Regions from separate parts of the Mus musculus genome. Here regions 1, 2 and 4 are each linked to region 3. A link is a loop called in an ENCODE intact Hi-C map of the cell type or tissue named here. Cell type or tissue: left cerebral cortex. All regions are shown on one strand. Region 1 overlaps Gm30097 (a long non-coding RNA gene). Region 2 holds the start of Rbm46 (RNA binding motif protein 46). Region 3 holds the start of Plrg1 (pleiotropic regulator 1). Region 4 has its middle 3.2 kb from the start of Map9.

The links. Peaks named below come from ENCODE experiments on the same cell type or tissue, not always from the same donor. Only the 100,000 strongest peaks of a DNase experiment are listed, where the experiment ranks them.
Region 1: it touches region 3 in a loop (9-fold over the local background); 31 of 42 quality-filtered maps call a loop at or near these places.
Region 2: it touches region 3 in a loop (11-fold over the local background); 15 of 42 quality-filtered maps call a loop at or near these places.
Region 4: it touches region 3 in a loop (5-fold over the local background); 19 of 42 quality-filtered maps call a loop at or near these places.

What each region holds. Positions count from the first base shown.
Region 1 is chr3:82,996,347-83,001,346 of GRCm38, reverse strand. It overlaps Gm30097 (a long non-coding RNA gene), which reads left to right. Exons shown (of 5, transcript XR_375748.2): 2 at 4,018-4,120. Among named protein-coding and RNA genes, the nearest start is that of Fgg, 8.9 kb to the left of the region's middle. In left cerebral cortex, a CTCF peak has its summit at 2,148 (motif pointing left); a DNase peak (open chromatin) is centred at 2,129.
Region 2 is chr3:82,874,993-82,879,992 of GRCm38, reverse strand. It overlaps Rbm46 (RNA binding motif protein 46), which reads left to right and starts at 3,510. Exons shown (of 6, transcript NM_001277170.1): 1 at 3,510-3,685. Rbm46os (RNA binding motif protein 46, opposite strand) reads right to left here and starts at 3,288. Exons shown (of 4, transcript NR_040382.1): 1 at 3,235-3,288; 2 at 1,167-1,296. In left cerebral cortex, a CTCF peak has its summit at 2,566 (motif pointing left); DNase peaks (open chromatin) are centred at 2,533 and 3,412; H3K4me3 peaks cover 354 bases.
Region 3 is chr3:83,051,096-83,056,095 of GRCm38, reverse strand. It overlaps Plrg1 (pleiotropic regulator 1), which reads right to left and starts at 558. Exons shown (of 15, transcript NM_016784.3): 1 at 442-558. The coding sequence starts at 450. In left cerebral cortex, CTCF peaks have their summits at 616 and 2,178 (motif pointing right); DNase peaks (open chromatin) are centred at 227, 654, 2,129 and 3,260; H3K4me3 peaks cover 1,285 bases; H3K27ac peaks cover 479 bases.
Region 4 is chr3:82,352,399-82,357,398 of GRCm38, reverse strand. No RefSeq gene overlaps it. Among named protein-coding and RNA genes, the nearest start is that of Map9, 3.2 kb to the left of the region's middle. In left cerebral cortex, no CTCF peak of the experiment used is centred here; DNase peaks (open chromatin) are centred at 1,907 and 2,087; H3K4me3 peaks cover 128 bases; H3K27ac peaks cover 1,342 bases.

The DNA of each region.
Region 1 (5,000 bases), 55 kb after region 3:
AGCACTGAGCCATTACTATTAGATGTTACTATGACATGCACAAACCATTAAATGCAGTTTGGGGCAGAGAAAATGAACATGAATCTGTTTCCAGGACGAGTCAAAGAAAGGAAAGACAACTTATATTAGCTTGAAAAACAACTGTCCCCAGAAAATCTGTCCACAGTTACCCAGAAGGTGGCTCCCATACAAGTGGCATCCCGATGTCACCAGATGCAGAGACACAACCTGACATTGCTGGCAGTGTAGCCCAGGGAGCCACCCCAGAACCTGGGCATCTGGGTCTGACGTAGAGAAGCATTTTTGGAAGAGTCAGAGTGAACCAAATTAAGCAGGTCTGTTGATTAAGTACAAAGAAAGTTGCATGGGAAGAGAGGCTCACAGGTAGTAAGCACTCAGCAGTGAGTCTGCGTGTGGTGCCGGGGTTTGAAATGACTTAATCTACAACCAGGTCAAGATGTTAAGGAAAGTATCTGCTACCACGTTGACTTTTCCTGAACGGTGAGTTCTGGTTCGTGGCGGATCGTGCAGGGCTCCAGCGGGTGCAGGGAACACTAACCGTGCTGAACACGTTGAGCAAAGAAAGCCTTCCTTTGAAAGTAGGTCACAAAGAGGGTAGACTTGAGGCATGGTCTTTTGACAATCACGCTTGCAATGTTTCTCAGAAAAGTGGAGACAGGGAGGTCTGGTCAGTTCTGGTGAAACTCCTGGGTGTCAGCCAGGAGGACAAGAAGAGCCAGGGTGAGAGTGGGGGTGGGAGCACACCTATTCTCGTGTCTCTTCTATCTGTCCCCTAGCTATCCTGACACAGAGCAGATAGAGGCATGCACTGAAACTTTTTGACTGAAAGGGACGTTATGTGCTTATTTTTCAAAAAGGCAAAGAGAAACTGTAACATTTTAAAACAAACCCCAATAGACTGGTGCCCATAAAACAAGCCTCTGGAGCCCTAGAAGGCCGCCACGCTAATAAACAAACAAGCAAATAAATATTCAGGAGCTGCTGTTATCCTGTTCCCTTGATTTGCTGTATGAAAATAAAAGGTGAGAAGGCTACACACTGGCCTCTGGGCTGTATCTGCTTGCTTGGAATGAACGACTCTCTATAATAGTGAGCAGAATCAAGCTGAATGAACATTCTAGGCGTGGCAAGCAAAGGAATTTATAGCATGGTACTGTGGAGCTTTAGCACCAACCTAGGCAGATGGCTTTAAGTGTGTGGTTAGAGAGAGCCTGAACGGTAGAGAAAGCGGGCTGATCTTCACCTAACCCAGTCCCTGGTGGAGTCTGCCTTCGATCTTCACCTAATCCAGTCCCTGGTGGAGTCGGCCTCCGCTCCTTTACTGCAGCCCTTCTCATTCACTTGGGCCCACTTAAAGCTCAGGCCACGGCCTTCCAAGAGGTTGATTCACACACTCCCCTACTGACTTGGAGCTGAGCCTCAGGCTGCTCCCCTGCCCTCTTTTGCCCTATGAGGGGGTAGGCCAAAACCACCAGGCAAGTTCTGACCCGGGCTCAGTTTAGGGTCCAGATTCTGACCCTACTAATGCTAGCAACAAGGGGATTTTGAGAATGAGCAGCCCGTGAGTTGATGGGGGTAAGGCCGGCTTCTGAGATGTGAAAACATAAAAGAGCCCAAGAGCAGAAGTCAGATCTGAACTGGAGAGCTTAAATAGGGCTGGGAGCGTAGCTCATTGGTAGAGGATGTGTGGGTCCTGTACCCTCCGTAGCCCACCAGCTCAGTCCCCAGCATGCAAAACAAACACCGCCAACCAATTAGAAAAAGAAACAATGGCTGGCTCCTGCCTCAATTCCTTGCTGATGTAAAGACTGTCAGCCCCACAAAATAATAATAATATTTCATAACACAGAATGGATTAGTCGTTTTCAGTATTTCAGCTTCTGTGGAGTCAGAGATGGGGAGGCCACCAAGGTTTTGCAAGTTAATGTACTCTGTGAAGTGAATCTCTTCATCCGAATTTCTGAGCAGCATGGAAGAATGTACTGTGCAGAATTGCGGACGGATTGTCTAGCACATGTCATTCCAGACCTCTAGGGTTGCACAGGCTTATTAGACTTAGTGATCAGAATACCAAGAACGTGTAAGACCTATGGCAGACAGTCTAATATTTAATGCTATACTGCCACCTTCTGGTGGAGTGATTTTGAACACTAGCTACAAATGTCACCTTCCTACACCCAACCTGCTGCATAGATTGTTACAGATTAAGGAATCTTCTCTTTGTTCTTTTTGTATGCGTATGAATTCTTGTATGAATGTAATATTTCTCTATTTACATTAGGTCATGAGATGGAGCGGTAGATATCATGGCATGGCCTTTAAATCAGAATTTTGATATACTTATGCGTGGGAGAGACTAGGGTGTCAAACTGGCCCTGATGGAGTCACAGATTCACTGTGCAGTTGAAGGTCTGTCCAGCTATTGTTAGCAGGTGTGTAAAAGTGCAAGAACCCCCATTTATGTCAGCTTTTTCACTATTGATTTTCCCCCAAGAAGCTGGCACCCTCAATCCAAAAGCTTGCTGACAGTAGAGTCATGTTTTTACGAATCCAGTTGTTTGGAACACATTCCAAATGAGCATATTTTTAGCCGTGTAAAACCCACTTGCTTCACGTACAGAAAAATACACCCAATATCTGCTGGCCAAGGATAAGACCTCATTCAGCTTCAGCTGTTTCATGTTCACTGACACAGAGCCACCTGATGGGCTGATGAAGGACATCATCTAAATATTAATGCCCCCTTCAGTTTCCCTTCTCCCAGAGCTCTTTGCTCTCCTCTCCTTCTTGGTAGTGTTTCATACCCAAATGGCCAATAGTCTTGAAGGTCCCATACTGTATGGATTCGCCTGTTACCAGAGATGTTAGAATCAGAGTCTGGGCATTGGGAGCCCGAACAGGCTAGTCTCAGCCACAAGTTCTCAATAGGACTGTTAAGATGGAATAGAGTACAAATCAGAAAGAGATGACTGAGTGACTATATGGGGAGAAGAACCAATGAGCAGTCCAGTGACATCCCTGGGGTCCTGACATCCCTGGGGTCCAGTGACATCCCTGGGGTCCTGACATCCCTGGGGTCCAGTGACATCCCTGGGGTCCTGACATCCCTGGGGTCCAGTGACATCCCTGGGGTCCAGTGACATCCCTGGGGTCCTGACATCCCTGGGGTTCTGACATCTCTAAGGTCCAGTGACATCCTGGGGTGTGGGACGCCCAACTTGCCAGCAAGTAAGACGCCACAACAGGATCTTTCTGCAACACGTTTATTGGGAGAGCATGGACTGCGTAGGCGAAAGACCCTGAGCCCCAGAAATGGCGCTGCTAATATAGGCCTAGGAGTGACGTGTCCATACCTGATTGGTTATGCTACCAGTACCTCATTAATATGCCTCGGGCCAGGCAGTGACTCGGCAAAAAACTCTTATGCACATGCGCACATTGGTTGTTTACCCATATTCATGGGTGTTGGCTTATTGAAACCAGCGCCATCTTGTAATGGCGTTTGGGGCTTCCCACACTGGGGTCCTGACATCCCTGGGGTCCAGTGACATCCCTGGGGTGCAGCGACATAAACATGAGGCTTATGTTTAATGAGAAGGAGAGGCGCATGCGTCCCTAAGCAGTCCTGGCCAGGCTGTGGCTCGGCCCACTATCATCTGTTCAGCTCTGTTTTCTCCTGCAAGGTAGTCAGACAAGTTGCGAGAACTGTGTGAGGTCTCTTTCCAGGAGACAAATCCTTTTCTGTGGCTAGCACCAAGGTTGTAGCCCTTTCCTCTTCCCAACATGGAATCCTTGAAGGAAATTTAAATTCGTGGAGATCCACATTCTCTGCAGTCTGATGGCCGAAGAGCAGTGCACAGTGTCTCTCTCTTCTCCCTTTAAAATCCTGTTGCTCCCAGGATGCTCGCCCCACCCCACCGTGCAATCTTGTCAAATGCTGCCCCATTAAGCCCACCGATGACAGCTTCTTTCAAAAACATTTTTATTTTAAATCAGGATTCCACTCCTCAAGAGCCTCTAGAGACTTGCACCATCATACAAGAGAGGCCTCACCTCACGCAAGAGAACGCAGGAGAAAGCAGAGGCAGTCATAAAGAAGGTAACCTGAGCAGTTTGTGTGGTCATGGCCCTGCTTGTGCTTCCTTTCCACAGAGCAGCACTGTTTCCCGAAGAGGCACACAGAGGATTTGAGGCCACCTGTGTCCCTGGACTTCCATTCCCAGGGTGTCCTGAAAGGCACAAGAAGGATGACTCTGAGGATGAGTACTTTAGGGCCATGTCATCCTAGCCGTGGGCCAAATGGCCAATCCTAAGTGTGTGTGTGTGTGTGTGTGTGTGTGTGTGTGTGTGTGTGTGTGTGTGTGTGTACTCAAAGGGGCAATTAGGGGCAAGGAGGGACAATGTGGGTCTAACCTGGAAGCTCACAGGGTCAGTGTTTGAAGGTCAGTGTTAGGAAGGGCTCGCCCTCAGGCTACTTGGGAGACTGGGGGAGGAGAACAATAAAAGTTCAAGGACTGCCTGAGTTTAAAGCCCACTCAAGCAACTTAGTGAGATCTGGTGTCAAAATAAAAGCTACTGATGCATCAGCAGGGCTTAAAATGCATGGGGTGGTGGGATGCAAGTCTCCGTACTGGAAAGCTTTTTCTCATTGGAGAGTGAATGGTTATCTAAGGTCAGGCCTCTTTCCTTTTTTCTTTTCTTCCCTCCAGTTCCACTTAAGAGCTCTGTGGCCTGGAATAACCTCTACTCTTGTTTCTTCGTCTTTAAAATGAAGAGAGTAGTGCCTGCTCTCTAGGTTTGTTGAGACACTTCAACCAAATCAGAGGTGCGTTTAGCTAATGGCGAATGGGGGCTATTTAGCATGAACACTGGGCTAGACTGCCTGGTTTCAATGCCAGCTTTATAGGTTAACTCCCATCTGGAAGGCTTTGAGACACACACCTCTCCCCCATGTCCCTCAACTGTAAGCTCAGATAATT
Region 2 (5,000 bases), 180 kb after region 3:
CTGGGTGTTATCGCAAGCATCTGGAAAACCCAAGTAGAACCTGGTAAAGAAAGTCCACAGAGCTCAATAGCAGGGTTTCAGAAAACTGCCAGTCTGGGCTCAGCGGAAATGTCAGCACTCTTGGGGGTGGGGGCAGGGTTCAAAGGGTAGTTTACTAAAGCACAGGGTCTTGCTAGAAAGCTGATCCTGAGGGCCTGCTGGTTCCACTTAAATCCCTAGAACACCCGCCATTGTATTTTGGTTTTCTTCTATGATACCACTATCTAATAAGGGAGATATTATCAAAAATTATTTCTAGCTCTATAGGAGTAAAATCTACTGAGAAAAAAAGTTTGGGTGTTTCTTAATTATTTATTCAACCCACTAATTTTTGTGTGTTTCTTGATAATTTAGTTACATTGTGCTACCATATTTTTTCATGTTTCCTGGCTCTTTTATTGGGTCTTCCCTGGGGGGAATTCTTTCTGATAAAATAGGAGGATCCTGATTGGGTGAAACCATTGGCAAATGATGTCAGACTCCAGTTTCTTGAATGTAAGTAGGTGTTCCTAACTTCCAGCGAGGATCCTGAGGTTTCTACTGTGTTGTGCTGGTCAGCAGACCATGAAGATGTGCTCGGTAGGTTAATCTAGAGACTGCAGCTCTCCATCTTCCGAGCAGCAGTTTCAGGCTTATAGTTCCTCCTGCACATCAGGATTTGGTCCCCCCCCCCACAATGCTTATTATAGAAGCTTGTTGTGGTTTGAGTATGAATGAGTGGGCTCATCTGTACAGTGTTTGGTCCCAGGTGGCAGTGCAAAGCTGTGGTTGGAGGTGAGTCTAGCTAAAGGAAGTCTAGCTGGAGGCATGACTCTGAACAGCATATTGGGTCCAAGGCCCTTTCCTCTGTCCATCACAGTGAGAAGTCTTTGCAACATGTTCCTGATAGTAACTAGTAACTAGTATAAACCGGAGAAGTCTGGCTTCATCAGAACTCCCTCCAATTTGTACTGATGTTTACTGAGGCTCTGGCAATGGGTTGGATTCCTTGTCATTGATCTACATACAAAGATCTTGATTTCTGTTTTGCTGACATAAAAGCAAGGTTCTCGATCCTAGGGCAATACAGACAGGACATAAAGATACCCCATTTCTGTCACCAGAAAAGTCATTGCTGAAGCACCTACCTTCCCTTAGAGTCCTCTTGATAATGGCTCCTGGTTCAGTGATGGGGCATTCATGGCATTTAGACATTCTGTTGTAGAAAGTCTCACACCACCAAGAGAGAGAGAGTGGGCCAGTGTGCTGGAATTGTAACTGTAACGCCATCGTAAAAACAAAACAAAACACACACTTCTGAGAGGGTATCCGCTTGACTAAAGAGTAACCACAGCAAAGCAGGGCTGTTTCCTGTGCTACTATCCTGTTCTATGCTACGGCTAAGACTTCTAGAAACACACAGGCAGTCGCCACGTTTTTCGATCTTTGCCATGAAGACCAGAGACGGATGGAGGAATCTCTAGCGACACACTGACCTTTGGGTAGAAAATTCACCTTTATTTCTATCAGGCCTAAACTGGAAAGAAAACGTTTTATAAGGACTTTCCATTACTTTTTTTTTTTAACCTTTGGAAGTTTGTATATTATAGGACATTTATGAACCTAACCTCTAAATAATCCCGAAGCTTATATTTCATAAGGGGAAAATAGACGTATATACATCCAAGCTACTCTAACCAATTATTTTATACATCCTTTCCATTTTAAAGAATATTTATTAATTTTAAACTATGTAAAGGTGTGTTTGTGTGTGTGTGTGTGTGCGTGTGGGTATGTGCCCACAGAAGCCAGAGGTGGTCTATCTCCTAGAGGCAGAGTTACAGACAGTTAAAACCATTGGGATTGAATGTGGCTCCTCTGGAAGAACAGCCAGGGTTGGTTCTTAAATGCTGAACCTTTTCTCCTGGTCCCTTCCACTGTTTAACCATTTCTTTCCATTCCCACAGACAGCATAATTTCCCTTTGAGCTGCTGATAGATTTTCTCCTGTTTTCGCCATCAGCAAAGGCTTATCCCAATTCTGGCTTCTTTTCAGACAAAAGAACACCTGCATTTCACATCTTTCTTCATTTGGGTCATCTTTCCCCATAAAGCATCTAAAAATTTCTATTTTGCAGTCTATTCTTAAAGAATTCTCGTAGCATAAAGGTTTCAGATGCCCTCTTCTTGGAAACTTAAGAAATAAAGGCTATTCCTTTATGTTTTGGTTGCAGAAGGCATAAATCTTTTATAGCAGTCAATGAAAAATACATCTGCTAATAAAATTTGCTCAGTTTCTTTAAGACTTTGAGGGAGAGGATGTACCCTGTAACTTGAGTCTTTAACATTGTCTTTCTAAAGCAAGTTTCTAAGGCCTCACTCTAATGACCTTTATGAAACTCTTGTTCACTTGGTTTCCTTTATACTGGGGATGGGGTGTGAAAAGAGAACACACTGGAAATGTTAAGTAGTCCTCCAGGCTACCTCCAAGACCTCATTCACACCTCACAATAAAATATCGCCACCTACTGGCTTCTACAGGCTCCTACAACGACGCTTAAAATCAGCTAGTCTGTAAAATCAAGTCTGTAAAATTCAGACATGAAAATGAATGTGAAGAACCTTTCTTTCCTGGACAAAACAAAACAAACGAACAATGTTTAACAAACCTTCCTCTTGTAGTTTTTGAGGTTAAAAAAATCTTTAAAAACAAAGCCAAACTAGTGTATTAGATGTGGCTCAGGCTTTCAACTTGTTTGGAAAATACTGTGCAGAGCAGAGTTTAGGAATAACTGCTTTCCGAGTTACCAACGCCTCCCAGGTATTGTGCATAGCGTTCTCCTTGGGGGGCACCTTTTGGGATAGTAACATATCACAAGCCGCTTGATGCACACGTTGTGTAAACGCCCACAGCTCTCTTGAGTCGGTTTCCCTGTCTGTAAAACATGCTATAACTTAGTTTTAAAAACCCTGTGAGAACGGACGAAGATGCCCTGGAACTGCTTTTGGCACGTAGAAACATAAAAGGGCTAAAACTCTGTTAACGTTATTTACGATCCCAGTCTCATCATATCTGTTTTAAGGGGAATCAGAAATTAAGGGGCCACCCCTCCCATCCTCATTTACAAAAGTCCCCATGACTGTTTTGCACCCAACAAGGCGTTCAATCAAGATTTGCAAACTTCATCCAGCCAGACAAAGAACTTTCTCAACCTACCTACATCTCCCTTAAGGGAAGCACTGCAAGTTCACTTTGTAACTTTTGTTTAGTAACGCCTTCAAGTCTTCCACGCGCCAAACTTCACTCGCCCAGACTGGCTTTTCTCCTCCTGATTGGCCAGCGAGCGTGCCACTCCAAGTCCCTTTCGCCTGTCGCAAGTGCCTCCTCCGGCCTCAAGCCTCAGTCCCGCCTCCTCGCCCCCACCGGCGGCCGCTGATTGGTCGAGGTGGGGCCACTCCACGTGAGGCACGCTAGGCTGAGGCGAAGAGCCCGTGGCCCCGAGGCGCGAGGACAGCACGAGCGCCACTGGCCACGCCCTGCCCCGTCCGGCCCCGCGGCGACTCCTCTGACCACCGCTTCCGCCCGCAGCGCCGATCCGAAGCTCTGGCGGCGGTTTGTGCTCGTTGGTCCAGGGATTTTTAGGTCTGGCCTCTGAAGACCCGACGGGGTGAGGCGGGAATGGGAGCTGCGGGGGTGACCGGCAAACCGCTGCCAACGGCCGCAGTCGGGGGTGCCCTCGTGCGGGGTCCGGGGCGCCACCGTCGGGCGGTGTCCGCGGGCTGGCCTGCGCGGCCGCCCCGTCGACAGCGGCTCCGGGGTCTCGGGCTCCCTGCGCGGCCGCCCCGTCGACAGCGGCTCTCGGGTCTCGGGCTCCCTGCGCGGCTGCCCAGTCGGCAGAAGCTCCGGGACCTCGGGGTCCTGGCCGCTGCTTCCCGACCTCGCTGGCCTCCCGTCGCCGTTGTGTCCGCTCGCCGCGCCGCCCAGAGTTCCTAGCGGGGGCCGGGCCTCGAACTTTCCGCCGCCCCGACTGGGAAGCGGCCGGGCTGCCTAGGGGATCTGCGTGAGTGGTTGTCGGGAGCCAACTGCCCGACGGGCCGGATAACACTCTTAGTGCAGCCTGGGGTGAGGGAGGACCACGGAGCCGGTCCAGGGGCCCGGTGGATGCTGGTGGACTGGCTTCCTGGTGAATTTATGAGAAGGGGACCCCAGGGGACTCAGAAAAAGCACCTCATTTAGCCTTCTAGAATTAGGTTAAAACCAGGAAGCACTATAGGTAGCATCAAGGTGGTAACAGCCCATCATTTATGAATATGCATGTGGAAATAGGCTAATTTAAATAACTAGCAGTTTTCATTTCAAGGGATTAGGGCAATGAGATGCTTCAGAAACTTCCTTTGTAGTCATAAGAATCAACCTTAGCGCTGTGATAGGTAGATTTGTTTTTAAGTATACCTGTTTAAAATATTGTCTCAATCACTAACTGTGCCACTGAGGACATTCGGATCTTGTTAGCACTGTATTTGCCAAATAACCAACTAATGCCTTATTTCCTGCGTGTGGCCATGTTTTAAGTGCTAATTTTCATATAAGAGTCTTGGACTTTAAAATATTAATGCCAAAATTATAAAACAGCTCATGTAAGGTGCAAACATCCTTATAAAGTAAGAAATATTAAAACCAAGAATATATATTCAACTGTGTATGGGTGAAGTTACGCTTTAAGCGTTCAGTGGTATTGTTTTCATTGGTGGAAAACTTAAGAGGTACCAGAAGTTAAGAAAGGATTGCAAATAAGTAATTTGTGTAAATTAAAAATTTTTAATGCTGTTAACTTTAATATCTGTTGGTTGGTAAGGTAAAAAGATAAGGGGAAATGTGATTTCTGTGTTCAAATTAATAAGACTTCAAATGACACTACAGATGACAGTGTCTTTAGTCAGGAAAGCATTTATAGGTATCTCTCATAAACTGAAAGAGCACAT
Region 3 (5,000 bases):
GTTAGGCTAGACTCGGAGGACTGCAGTGGACCTGGAACGCAGTGGGTGGGAGTAAGAAACGTTTGGGATACGCAAGAACAAACAAACAAACAAAATCAAGAACCGCACGCCTCTACTGCGGTAGAGATGAAATAACAGTGGAACTGACAAGACAGCACGGACTAGCATCCCAGCCACGGTGGGAACATCAGAAGCCCCGCCTCCCAGGAGACGGCCAGGTACCTACGACAACACACGGACTGCAGGATTCCCTCAGGCTTCCCGCCGACTGAAGCTCGGACTTGGGATGTCATCGGCCTTCCTCCCACCCCGACGTGCCGAGACCACCAGCTTTGACTACAGTTCCTTTCCCCAGATTCCCACCACTTTCATCCTACACTTCCGTGGGCAAAGCAAAGCTCCAGGGACAAACGACTCCCAAGTACCCAAGCATCACTTTACCTCCACCATGTCGCCGCCGTTTAGTCTACCCCTCCAGCAGCGAAGGAACTCAAATAATCGCCGCAGAAAACGCCGCCACTATTCGGCAGCTCTTTCCGGAGATTGGGGCCCGTCGCCGGACGTGACGCTAACCGCACATGCGTATTGGCAACCCGCCGCGCAGGGGTCGAGGGGCGGAGTCTAGCGGTGGAGGGCGGAAGCTAGGCGGAGTTGCGCGGAGCCTCTTGGAGGAGAGCGGGACTTCGGCAGCCGCTGGGCGGGACTGGGGCGGGGTTTGGGCGGGGACGAACGATGTCTCCAGGCAGAAGGGCGGGTCTCGGCGGAGCTGGGCGGAGTCTCCTGCCTGAGGGCGGAGATTTCAGCCGGAGCTAAGGGAGCGCGCCAGCCTTAACGTTTAGGGGCGGTACCTGCTTCCAGAAGCTTGGTGCTCCTTACTTGGAGGTTTTAAGCAAGCAACTTTTTCGTTTCTTTTCTTTTTTTCGAGACAGGGTTTCTCTATGTAGCCCTGGCTGTCCTGGAACTCACTCTGTAGACCAGGCTGGCCTCGAACTCAGAAATCCTCCTGCTTCTGCCTCCCAAGTGCAGAGATTAAAGGCGTGCGCCGCCACCACTGTCCAGCTTAAACAAGCAATTAAAAAAAAAAAAAAAAAAAGGTTGAGAACTTAAGTTGGTTTTATTTTATTTGGCTTGACGCTAAAGTGTTGAGGTTTTGTGATTTACCCAGGTTAAAAATAAATCTGTGGCTTATATGATCGATCGTTTTCAAATGTTTTCTGTATTGATGTAGTTGCTATTTGCGATCTTAAGGCGTTTTCACAGATTGTGCGTCTTCCTGAACTGTGGTTAAGTTCACGGATACCGTCCTCAGAATACTGCGAATACTTTGAGAAGGATGAAACGTAGCGCCGATACAGCAATGCTCTCGCTCGATTTATATTTTAATTCATTAAAAACATGAAGGTCGTGTTTTTAACCTGAAAATGGACATTTCTAGTCTTTTTAGTTTTGAGCCTTAACGTCAGCGCCATCTTTGTAGCCCGCAAGTAGTCATTTCTAAATGTGAATGTGAGTTTAGCCAAAGGATCTTATTTTCTGTAAAAGTGGCTAATGTTTGTGCACGTTGCAAGGAAATAGTAATAGCCATAGAAAAGAACATTTTAAATCACAAAACACTAAGGAAATGTAAGAAAGACCTTAATGTATCTATGTTAATATAACTACTAGACAACTCTCATTAAACTTGTGAGATACCTTAGTCATCCTGAACACAGCTTATGCAAGGCTCATAAGGGCAGTCTACTGAGGTAAACCACACTAGGTTTTACTCTTCTTACAGCTCTTGAATTAAGCCACCCGTGTGAAAATTTCCTTCTTAAATGAATAGCTTGGGTGATCCTATTATCTAGTCATGAGACCCATAAATCACACATATCATACACAGATCTCCTGTTCATATAGGAACCTGGGTTTTTCTGTTTGCTATGGCCTCCCTCCTATTTTCTTGTATTTGAAGGGATCCAGGATCTTTGGCTGGTTAGGAGTCCCAGTTCAGAGGTGTTGGCGCACGCCTTTAATCCCAGTACTGAGGAGGCAGAGGCAGTCGGATCTCTGAGTTCCAGGATAGCCAGGGCCAGAACTACACAGAGAATAAAACCAAAACAAACGAAAAGAATAAGATGTACGTGTCTTTAAAAGTAAGCAAAAACCTGCTCTGGCTAACCTTGCGAGCTGCCTTTTCTGGACAGTAGAGGTCACTATGGCTCTTCATAAGTGTGCAGAGGACACTTTCTTTAAGCAAACATGACAAATTATTTACGAATATAAATATGAATGCTGCGTTTGTATGTGTGAAAACAATCGTGCAGATTTTAAGGAAAGCCGTTTTTTCATTAACAAAGCTGTTTTTTTTTCATTCAGTAATACAAATCCTTTCAATCTCCTTCAATTAGTGTACCTTGCCTGTTGAGCAATGATCAGTGAGGTAGAATGTGGCCTGGTACAACTGGGACAAGCAGAAGGCCTGACAGGTTTAACTGAAGAGTCGAAAGTCTAAGCAGAGACTGCAGTAGCTGAGTCTTCCCTCTGCAATGCTGCTGTGAATGAGAAACCAAGTCAGTGGATCTGATTCTCCGCTTACTTCCTTTACAGATTCCAATCTGCTTAAGAGACTCTGATAGGACTAGCAGGAGGTAGGGCTAGCATACCCACTCTTGGTCACCTGTCGCGTCCAGCATACTGACAGGACCACTGTAGAACCAGTCCTGAACTCCAAAGACATCCCTAAAGCTTGTGGTGGTTGGTCTCAACAGAAGCAGAGAAGCAGCCTTTTCTTGCTATCGCTCCTATGATCCGTATCTGGTCAGATGAGAGAATGTCCTCTTGTCCCTGCCCCCATGGCTCCTTATCAGCTACACACAAGGATCAGCAGAGGGATCAACAAAGGAAGCTGTCAGCAGAGACAGCGACCTCCTACTCTTTCGTTTTTTGTTTTTTGTGGTTTTTGTTTTGTTTTCTGAGACAGGGTTTCTCTGTGTAGCCCTGGCTGTCCTGGAACTCACTCTGTAGACCAGGCTGGCCTCGAACCCAGAAATCTGCCTGCCTCTGCCTCCCAAGTGCTGGGATTAAAGGCATGCTCCACCACCGCCCAGCGACCTCCTACTCTTTATGCCTGCCACAGACCTTCTCCTACCGCCACGCTGTTCTGATGTTTGTGCCAGAAGTTCAGCTTGGCCTTCAACTCTTACTCTTCAGTTGTAGTTAAGAGAAGCATGCTAAAAAGACTAATGACTGTAACGTTTGCAATCGCATGCCCGAGTAAACAAGCAGAGTCACTGATAGGTCTTATCTGTTTATCCATGCATATACTTATAAACTCACTCAACGGATACATTTGAAATACGCCAGGTGCAAGGTGTGCGATGCAAGCACTCATTGCTACTCAGCCCCTAGTTGCAAGTTCAGAAGCCCTTTTCATTTTAATGTCCATTTCCCTCCGAAGGTTGGTACCCAAGTCACGAAGCAAAAGCCTCCTCTCACTCTGTACCGTTCAGCACGGGTTGCTGTGGCTAACTTCTATTTCCTGTCTTTCCCCATAAACTCATGGCCCTCGTCTCCTTTGTTCACCGAACTATCCCGCCTGGCACAAAGGAGGAACTCAAAATGGCTGCCTAGTTCAAATTGCCTTGTGCAGTGTAGTCTAGGCCTCACATGAACTGAAAAACAGTCACAAGAAGTGTCTTGAAAACTTGGGGTGGGGGTGGGTGTGTCGCACGCCTTTGTCTTTGGTGCCAGGAAGCAGTTGGGCAAGATGGGTCATCTGTTTTCTCTGTCACCGATTGACTGCCCTTGACTTACAAAAGAAGATCACCCAGTGTGAGGAACACTGCACTATTGACTTAGCAAACAGCACTCCCTTTGCTCTCCACCAATGACAGCGGAGTGTAAAAGCACTTAAGTATTTCAGTATGTTTCTTCTCCTTGGATGGAATCGTCTGCTTGGGGCCATTAGACAACTCAGAGTGCTGTTTAAATGGCTATAACTCTAGAGATTACAAAACTAAAAGTTACAAGCTATCACCTACATCTGTCACATGGCTATGAACATCCACGTATATCCTATATACCTGGTTGAAAACTATGAATGAAAGAAATGAATAAGCAAAAATGAGGGTGCCTACCAGAGACACTGTAATAACCATAGATGAGCTAGTCCCAAACAGCAGCAACAGCAAACAGAAAGTACACGTAAAATTCTATAGCTCGCACATGCATTCCATTGGGCACCATAGTTTAGTGGGCACAAAACACGGCCTGTTGAGTTGGACTTGCTCAAGTCTGGTACCAGCATTTGCCACCTCTGTGCCTGTAAGTAGTTAACCTCTGATCCTCAGCTCTATCATCTGTACAAAGTAGTTGTTTTAAGAATTAAATAGGCTAAATGAACATTGGCTAGGCACATATCCATGAGGGTCAGTTCACATGTTTAATCCGTGATTAATGATTTGAATGCCTTGTTCCTAAGTGTATTCCCAGCTCCTCCCACATCATCTGTCCTTTTGGAGGCCCACAGGCACTGTGTGGGGAATGACTGTTAAAGCTCAGAATGCCAGTCCAAGCAGCTTGAAGAGGTGGCTGAAGGAACTTGCATGTTGAACAAGATCTGCCTTATGTATGCAGAGACACTAAAAACACACAGACTTACACAATGCACTCTCACTAGGAGATGACCTGTCAGAGACTGGAAATTTAGTAAGACCATACATCTCAAAAAATTATTGAACTTCTTCAACATAGTTCTTTTAACATCAGCAACAGTTTAAATGTCACAGTGATGAAATCCTGCCCAGATCATTAGGAAGAGTTGGTTTTTTAAAAATCAATTATATTTTGAAGGTATATCCTCATATCTTACTTACTTTTACTGTCAGATTATATATTTCTCTAAGGAAAAATAAAGAAACTCTGTGTATGCTATTCACCCTGACAAATGAAGCATAAGTTTGGAAAGAAGTCATTGTTTTCCTGTATCTAAGGTCAGCCTTTGTTTGGACACTCTAGGT
Region 4 (5,000 bases), 700 kb after region 3:
CAGGGGAGAAGGCTGGAAAAAGTACTGCTGACAGTATCACTATCTTTGCCATTTAATAATTTATTAATACACAAAACACTTAAACTTTTAAAGTTACACAGACTTCATCTATTTTTAACTTGAAAAAGGTATGTCGAAATCAATTCATTAACAAGTGACTAAACTTGTTTCTGTATCTCCACAATGTTTCTTTTAAAAAATAACCCTGACAAATAGATCTTTAAATACACAAAAACAAATATGAAGTTCAGTGAGAAAAAGGTTTCTAAGTAATATTTGCAATAACTCCTTTAAAAAGCCTAGTTTAAGTTTTTCAACTTGTTCTTGGTTGGTAAATTTGTTTTGGCTAATTATGTTGTTTTTAACTATTTTTAAGTGAATATCTGCATAAGGAAAAGATTTTCTATTTTCACCAGTTACTGTTAGCTTTTCTATCCTACATTTTATTAACATCTATGATTCTGATAAAGGCCCTGTACCCACGGCGGGTACCCAAATGGGAAGAACTAATTTTTAGATAATGTGTAAGGGCTCTATTCATTTGGTATTCATTTAACTGATATAACTTTAATGTAGGCATGACTTACAAAAATAAACTTACAACAACATCAATGATAGAGAACACTGAGTTCCCAGCTACCAATAGGGCCGGGTTGCACACAATGGGAATGGGTTTCGGATGGTTGTTTGCCACAAGCACAAAGTGAGAGGCTCTAAAGAGAATTCTTTCTAGCAGCAATTCAGTTGTTACACATGTGAGTTTGAGTTGAGTACTAAGTATGGGAGAGAAGGCTGGACCTGAAGTCCAGTATATGGACCCACCTAACCATGGTTTTGAGTGGCTCAGCACAGGAACTGCTTTTAGTTAGTGCTCAAGATAATTTACTGTCAGTGATTCTTCAGGTTGCCTTTTGGTTTTGGTGTGTGTGTGTCTTTGTGTGTGTGCATGTGTGCACCTGCATGAGCACCTGTGCATGCCTGCATGTGTTTGGGCAGGATATAGGGTAGACGAAGACCCCTTTTCATATCACAAAGAAATTGAGATGTGACTTTTATTCAGCAGTTCCTAATCCTCGCTTAGCACAAAGTTAGTTGTTCTGTGGCTTGTGGTACAGGTTAGAGATCAGAAAAAATTGTTTAAAGGAACAAGGGTCTGTGCTCACAATCATCATGGGAGCAGTCTATGGGCACTGGATGGTATGCTGTAAGACATGAGTCCCCACAGCTCTTGCAGGTTGAAGGCTGAGTTCAGATACAAGTTGCAGAATTGTGGGGGGAAGGCACTGTGGCCAGGGAGAGACTCACAAAGGGGAACATCAGAGTCACAAGGAAAGCCACCTCATTGTAGTGATCTGTGGTGACTTAAGTGTATTTTTTTCTGTATGTGGGAAAAACTTAACATCACTATTTGAAAGAAATATCAACATTATCAAAATTAAAATGGAGTCACTTTGGTCAACCTTAAACTTAAAAGCAAATAATGAGCCAGGCAGTGGTGATGCACGCCTTTAATCCCAGCACTTGGGAGGCAGAGGCAGGCAGATTTCTGAGTTTGAGGCCAGCCGGGTCTACAGAGTGAGTTCCAGGACAGCCAGGGCTACACAAAGAAACCCTGTGTCAAAAAGACAAAACAAACAAAAAGCAAACAATGCTTTGATGTTGTGAAAGAAGGTGTCTGCATGGTTGACTGATACCACTAAAGATGGCCATAACCCTCTGCTTCAGATGTCACCCAGACCAGAAGTACTTCTGCAAGACATCTGCGGCCAGCACCTATCTGTTCAGACTGGAAATGACATCCCACTTTTTATTAACCAGAGACTGAAGATTATTGTTTCAAAATACCCCATTTGGGTCCTGTTCTCCAAGGTCCTTTCATGCGTCCATAATTTACATGTTCAGATCACAATGTTCTGCTGTTACTAAACAAGTCCTTTTTTAATTTTGGAGAATCTCTCTGTTTTGAGAAAAGCAAGTTGATAAATATAACTATGTACTTTTGCATGTTACATAAAGATATGTTTTATACAGCAAGAGAAACATGATTCTTTATTGTAAAATGGAACTCACTTTGAGCAAACTGTCTTTGTCATTAGGTTTATGTGCTAAGTCAGTAGTCACTACAGATGCTGTTCTTGTTAGAAACGTGGTCTGAGTGGATACTAGAACATTTGCTAACTCTATTGGGCCCACTATAATTCTTTCTGCTTTAGTAATTATTTATTTTAAACTTTATCTACCTTTGTGAAATATCTCCTTTTTGTATATTCACATTTTATAGGTGAGAAAATAAAGCAAACTTAGTTTTTCTCAGTATATTTATTTCAGTTATTAATGAACAGAGAAAAACTGGACCCAGTTAGGCTAATGTAGAACTGGTGCTCTTAACTAACAGTCTAAGTGGATAGCCCTGCCACCAGAGCTAATTCCTAACACCTGTAAAATATATTGCTTTATTTGTTTTTAATTAGATTGATTTTTACAGTATGTAGGAAATATCCCCTATGATTTTGGAGAAACCAACATAACCACAGGAATCTTCACAAAAGTGCAGGGTACCAGATGTGGCCATAGTGAAAACGGAGGTTGGAGAGACGCAGGACCATAGCCAGGCGATTCGATCAGCTTTTATGAATTCTCCTTTATATCCTTCAGACTTGCAGCCCCATCTACCCATTGCAGATGAAACCAATGACAGACCAAGGGCATTACTTGCCCCGTCTCTAGTTTGTTGAACCAACTAGAGCTTATTAGATTTACTTACAGAAGCATGTATGACTGCAGCAAATCCATCACTAACAAGTCCACTCCAGCATGACCAGTGGCATACCAGAGCTGCATCATTACAGTTCCCTATATAACTTGTGCAAAGCTACATCAAATGGTTCCATCTCTCCCAACCATTGTTTGCTACTTGTATAAATATTGCGGAGGGGCAGTCCTCAGGAGTTGTAATTGTCCTGTGAGTCTGCACCCTTTCCCTATTGTCTATGAGGGAATGTTTCGATCTGGAGTGAAGTTACACAGCGTCTCAATCTGTGAACTGTAGAGAGCAAATATGCATTGCTTGTAAATAACTGTGTTTTAACATGCTATGGGAGCACAAGGAGTCTATAAAGCATAAGACATCTATGGGGTTGACCCTAGCTTTGATTCCTACCAGTTGGGGATACAGAGACTGAAGTGGACATCTTCTATAGCCACACAGGACTTCCAGTGGAGGGAGGGGGACACCAACCCACATACAAAACCTTTGACCTAAAATTTGTCCTGCCTCCAAGATACACAGGGATTAAAGATGGAGCAGAGATTGAGGGAACAGCCAACCAATGACTGCCCCAGCTTGAGACCCATCCCATGTGAGAGAAGCAGCCCCTGACACTATTAATGACACTCTGCTATGCTTGCAGGCAGAAGCCTAGCATAACTGTCTCCTGAGAGGCTTCATCCAGCATCGGATGGAAACAGATGCAGAGACCCACAGCCAAACATCAGGTGGAGCTTGGGAAGTCTTGTGGAAGAGCAGGGGATGGGATTGAGTGACCTGGAGGGATCAAGGACATGAAAGAAGACCTACAGAGTCAACTAATCTGGGCCCATGGGGGTGCTCACAGAGACTGAAACACCAACCAAAGAGCATACAGAGGCTTGATCTAGGACCCTTACACACCTGTAGCAAATATGTAGCCTGGTCTTCGTGTAGGTTCCCTAACAATTGGAGTGGGGGCTGTCTCTGGCTCTCTGGCCTGCCACTGGATTCCATTTCCCTAGCTGGACTGCCTGGTTGGGCCTCAGTGGGAGAGGATGAGCTTAGTCCTGCTGGGACTCGATGTCTCAGGATGAGGTGGTACTCAGGGGGGCTTTCCCTTCTCTGAGGAGATAAGGAGGGGATAATAGAGGAGAGTATTTGTAAGGGCTGTGACTGGGATATAAAGTGAATAAAAAAATAAGTTACTGGGGGAAAAAAAAAGAAATTATGTCACTTCCAAGCCAAAGTTACTTTCATATACATGATTCTTAAATCAAGATTCTGTGTTTATAATGGAAAAACTAAGTAGAAGATAGGCTGTTCTTATATTAACAGGTTTAGTTTCTGTTCGTGCATGTTACACATAGTGAGAAAGCAAGTGTAGTTATGAACCATGCACTTAAAATTTTAGTCTCTAGGGAAATGGAAGCAGTTAAGATTGTATCATACTAAATAACGGTAATTTTAACTATCAGAGGAGAGACTAGCTAGAGTACAGAAGAAGAACCAAGAAACAAGTCAGGAGAATAACATTGCCCAGGAAGCTATGGCTTCAGCTTAGGGCAGATGTGACACAAACAAACTATCCAGACAGAGGGAGTGGAATGAGAAAGGGTAAAAAGAGTCTAAATAGTTACACTGAAATTCCCCTAAAGGTGTGTGTGCTAGGCCAAAGAGGAGCAGCAGTGTGCTGGGTCAAGGCGTATGTCAGGAGGGGAGTGAGCCCAAGAAAATAAGGACAGGGAACACAGAATGGGGCAAGAAATGGAACCCTTGGGAAACATCGATGGGATGCAGACAGGTGGTATGTGGCACAGCAAGTCAAGCATCTGCTACAGGAAGAGAGAGAACCCGAAGAGAAGAACGGTTTCCAGTGAGTGAGTGGCCAGTACTGTCCACTGGCCAGCTGAAGAGAAAGGAAATGTATTGGGAGATCACAGGGCCAGGTCATGTCCAGGTGGGCAACACATGCTTCACAGGGAGGTAGAGTGGAGTTGCACCAGCCCATGAGAGTCCCGAATACTCATCCAGTTTCAACTTGGCTTTCGGTGACATCAAGGTGACAGCTTTAAATCAGCTATGGTGGATTTTAACGTGGCAAATAGCAGCGTGCTATAAATCAAGGCTTTCCCTTCAGACTCCCATCCAAGAGTCAAACATTCCCCAGCACTTAACTTGACAAGGAAGAAAGTGAAGCTTACAGGCGAGCGTGGAACGAGGAGTGAGGAGGGACAGAGATTCGTTCCTGAAG